Regions from separate parts of the Mus musculus genome. Here region 2 is linked to region 1. The links are chromatin loops, found by intact Hi-C in ENCODE. Cell type or tissue: heart. All regions are shown on one strand. Region 1 has its middle 76 kb from the start of Tmem260. Region 2 has its middle 29 kb from the start of Atg14.

Region 1 (2,500 bases):
AGAACTGATATAAGGATTCGGTGCCCCTCAGAGCAGACCCCCCCCCCTGTATTTCCTTTCATACTTGCTGGGGTAGTTCTGCCCCCTTGTCTCTGAGGTGTCCCCTATTTTGTTTGTGAAAGAAAGGGATTAGACCACTTTAACACTAGTGTCCCACGACACTTTACAATGTTTGGTGCGAGTCCCCACAAGACAGAATTAGAAAAAGAACAATTCAAAGATAGTTCCAACACCCTTGCTTCTTAGACACTAACTTCTTTTTCCTGGCTGACTTTCTCATGCTATACTCTGGAACTCTGTCTTTCTAATTCCTTGTGGTGAGTTCCATGTCTGTCTTTTCTCTCTTGCAACAAGCGTGTTTCTTTTTATTTGCCCATTGTTACTACATAACCTATTCTTCAAAAAGTTATTCTGTATCTTGTGTCCTAACCTTGAAGGCCATGACCTGATCTGTTTCCCAAACCTACTCTCAGCCAGCCTTACCCACCTCAGTCAATCTCCCCCATTTCCTTCCATTCAGTGAATAATTAAAAATTGAGCATTGAGGGCTGGAGAAATGGCTTCCATCTCCTCTGGTTCCCAGCATCCACATGGTGGCTCATAACCACCTGTAACTGCAGCCCCAGAGGATCCGACGCCATCCTCTGGCCTCCTTGAACACATGCAGTGTGCATACATACACGCATACACTCATAACACATAAAGCAAAAATAAAGCGTTTTGAAATTTTGAGCTTTATTCTTGAGTCCTTCTTTCCCTTTATCATCAACATCCAAGCATTCAGCAGATCTTGTTGTTCACCTCCAGAATATATCCATGTGTGTCAGCTTTCTCTACGGCTACCTGTGCTGTGCTGGATCAAGCTGCCACCATTTCCAACGCAGAATTGCTATAGTAAACCCATCTCCGCTCCCTTCCCATACCGCTTCTTTTCCACTTGGTACCCAGAGTAAGCTTTAAAGAATGTCAGTCAATCTGTGTGTTTTCCTTGTCCAATTTTATTCAATCTACTTTGATGTTCTGAGGCTATGGATAAAACCATCCCCTGGCCTTTCCACCTTCAATGGAGAGCCCCAGCCACTCTGAACATTGTGCTAATCAGATACCCCAAACCCACGCCTACTTGGAGATTCTTACTCAGCCTCCTTCTTTGGTCTGGAATGTTAGCCTCCAGCTCTCGGGTTAAATGTCACCTGATCAGGGACAACACTGCACACAGCACAACAGCGAATGTCATCTTAGCCCTGGTCCACGACTGTGTTCAATTTTAATAATTGCTTTCTGAGATCTCTCATATTTGATTTTCAGCCTACTCTATTGGAGTTAGGATCCTGGCTTATTTTCCTTGGTGGTGCCATTGCAGAGCCTAGGACTATACATGGCATAGAATAAGCTGTTCAATAAACAATTGCATGAACACAATCAAATCAACCCACATTGGCATAACAACACTATTACCATTTCCTACCACTAGAGGGCAACCAATCACCTAATTAGAATGACTAAATCTGTCCTTTCATACGTGCCTCCCAACTCAAGTTGATTTTAATCACTAACAGGGCAGATATCTTTTTTTTTTTAATGCTTTCAGAAAATAATAAAGGCCTTAGGTTTTCAAAACAGCCACTAGGGATAAGTCCAGGAGACAGTTTATTCCAGAATAACCAATGGAGATACTTTAAGTAAGTTTCTTATTTAATGGTGTTATTCAAGTTCGTTTGTTTGCTCATTTGTTTCATTCTGTAGAATGACATGCTGACTCTTGTGGTGTGGGATTTTCCAGGAGTTCGGATGAAATGTGTGTAGTAGATTGAGAACGGCTGAGGACGAATGAGTTCTGAGGACGAGAAGAGAAGCCCCTGCTCTGCGTTTGGCTGGAAGTGTTCTGTGCCATACAGCCATGCCTGCTAGGACAGCTTCAGATATAACTCAAGTTATTGCATGGAGGGAAGTTCTCCATGAGTGTGTTTTGTGTTTTTGACATGTGCTCTGTGATGTACCGAAGACACCAGAAAAGTTCTATCTTTTCTGTCCTGCCTTCTTACCATATTGGCTCTCAGTGTTTCATGTTGTTTTGTTCAGTTGTTTATTTTGTGGTATTTCTAGAAAATCATGTTCAAGGTCAAGAGACAGGAGGAAAGGGGAAGCCAGTGCCAGCCACTTCTCTCTTTCATCAGTAGAGGAGAAACCTTCCTGCTAAAGACCATTCGGCCACTGTTAGCTTTAAGGGACACTCAGAAAATGTCTGCTTAACAGCAAGAGAATCATCATGATGGATAGAAAGGCCAGGACTCATTGCCAAGTGCAGTCTGTTTGTTACAAACTATAACAGAACAGGTTTCCATTCAGTCCAAGGAAGGGAGCTCTTAACAGTATCTGCTTCAACCCTCTGCTGTTTCTTGGGAGCCCTGGAACTAGTGATTCTCAGCTGGCTTACAATGGAAATGGCACCAGCTCCAGCACTCTGCAGATGTGACACCTGGACGCCTGTCCCTAGCTT
Region 2 (2,500 bases), 770 kb before region 1:
TAAAGAGAAACCCTGTCTCGAAAAACAAAACAAAACAAAACAAAACAAAACAAAACAAAACAAAACAAAACAAAGCAACTAATATACATCTAGTCGATATTTGGAGATATTTAGCCACATTTACCAATTTTTTTTAGTTTGTGAATTTAAAACTTTGGGGGGTGCGGGTAGATGGTGCAGTCTATAAAGTGCTTGCCTCTTAAGTGTGAGGATGTGAACTCAATTTCCATCACTGATGTTAGAGCCAAGAGTGCCCCTGTCCTCCTGGCACTAGGAGGCAGAGACAGGAGGATCCCTGTGTTGGCTGACTGGACAGTGGAGCTAAGTCTGGGAGCTCCAGGTTGCTAAGGGATCTTGTCTCGAAAACCAAGGTAAAGAGCAGTGGAGGGGAACAGTGAGATCAGCCTCTGGCAGCCACATGCCTCTGCATATACATGCTTGCACAAGTATCTTGACATGAATGTACACATACACACAGGCACACATGCACACATACACACACATGCACATATACACAATACATATATGCACACATGTACACATACACACAGGCACACATGCACACACATATACATGCACATATACACACAGGCACATACACATGTGCACATACACACACATACATGCACATATACACACAGGCACACATGCATATACATAAATGCACATATACACACATGCATGTACACATGCACACATGTACACATACATGCACATATTCACACATGCACATACATAAATGCACATATACACATAGGCACACATGCACACACACACACACACACACACACACACACACACACACACACACACACACACACACACACACACACACATTTAAAGATAAAAACTCTGGAACCAGTAGGGTTTTTTGCAACTCTTAAACAATAGGTGAAAACCTCTAGGACTTGGGCATCAGGCTTCAGGCTTTCAAGTCACAGTCAGCATTTTAGGCCTGGACTCTAGAAAGAAAAATACAGATGTCCATTCAACAAGTACAAAATTACAAATAAATAGGAATAAATTTTGTTACTTTACTGTACCCTAGGGTACAGTTAACAATCATGAGTATTTCAAAATTCTAGACATTTTTGAACTTTTCACCAGGAATAAATGATGAACATTTGAGGTGACAGCTATGCTCCTTACAACGATTTTATCGTTATATTTATATAATATATATATATATATACACACACACATATATATATACACACACACACATATATATATATGTATGTATGTATGTATGTATGTATGTATGTATGTATGTATGTATGTATGTATGTATGTATGTATCAGAACACTACGTGGCTCCTATAAACCTGAAGAAATATTTACCAGAAATCTACAACATGAGAACCGTAGTGCTAAAGTGTAATGTGAGGAAAGACTGTTTCACTAGGGGGCGCTCTGTCTCCTCTCTCAAAGGCAGAGCTTCCGGTTTGGGGAGCAAACAGGCTTGGGGATCAGCTGAGGAGGGGCTTAAGTACATGCCGGTGCAGAGGACCAGGGGCTACCTCCTCAGATACACAGGATTAGTTACTGTCTTGGTTAATGCAGATATGTTTGTGCAGTGTATACTGGCAGGTTCTGTTCACATCAGTTCACCTGGAGGTGCTTGGCCTGTGATTTCTCACACACAGCACCTTGATACTGTGAACGTCGGAGGCAGTGTTTTTGGCCTAGGAAGTACCGCCGAGTCTGCATAAATGCAACAAGGCCGCCGGAGGACGGTTTTTAATCTGGTGCCAGTTTTGCTTGCTGTAGCTTTGTCTTTTTCCTGGGAGCCAATGACATGGTTCTAATTAAGTCTGCACTGAGCTGTCAGTTTCCAGACAGGGATTTTATATCACAAGAATATGGAGGCTGATTTACGAATTCCTTGAAGGTCTTTTCTAGAACAAAATTCAGTGGATTTCTTGCCCTTTTAATAATTGCTTAAACTCAAATTCCTTACTCCCCAGTAAGCCACACTTCCCCTTCTGGGTGGCTGGGTAGAGCAGGGCACCAGAAAGAAGCCTGTGCTTACCATGGCATAACCTGTCCCCCTCCCCCCGCCGCCCCCTCCCCCGCCCGCCAAGCTCCCCCGCGCACCCCCCCCCCCCAAATCATCTGAACATCCTGAGTCATGATGGCACCTTGTTTCTACCTAGAAAAGCAACAGCTCTCAGGCAGGACTGTGCCAGTAGGTGTGCACACTGGCAGTGAAACACTTGCCGAATTTGAATTCCCGGGGATAATGGCTTGGTTTCACAAAGACAGGAATCATCATCATCATCATCATCATCATCATCATCATCATCATCATCATCACAATTTATGTATAATTGCAGTTCCAGAGGATCCAACAACGCTCTTCTGGCCTCCTCAGGCACTAGCAGTGCACAGACATACATGCAGGCAAAATACTCATATGTATTCTATGGAGATCACCTGTCAATAAAAATGCCAATGGCCAATGAGCTGAAGCAGGAAATAGGAGGTAGGACAGGAGAGG

What was found. Peaks named below come from ENCODE experiments on the same cell type or tissue, not always from the same donor. Only the 100,000 strongest peaks of a DNase experiment are listed, where the experiment ranks them.
Region 2: it touches region 1 in a loop (4-fold over the local background); 24 of 42 quality-filtered maps call a loop at or near these places.

Annotation. Positions count from the first base shown.
Region 1 is chr14:48,369,049-48,371,548 of GRCm38, forward strand. No RefSeq gene overlaps it. Among named protein-coding and RNA genes, the nearest start is that of Tmem260, 76 kb to the right of the region's middle. In heart, CTCF peaks have their summits at 1,470 (motif pointing right) and 1,669; no DNase peak of the experiment used is centred here; H3K27me3 peaks cover 890 bases.
Region 2 is chr14:47,596,598-47,599,097 of GRCm38, forward strand. No RefSeq gene overlaps it. Among named protein-coding and RNA genes, the nearest start is that of Atg14, 29 kb to the left of the region's middle. In heart, a CTCF peak has its summit at 1,409 (motif pointing right); no DNase peak of the experiment used is centred here; H3K4me3 peaks cover 296 bases; H3K27ac peaks cover 320 bases.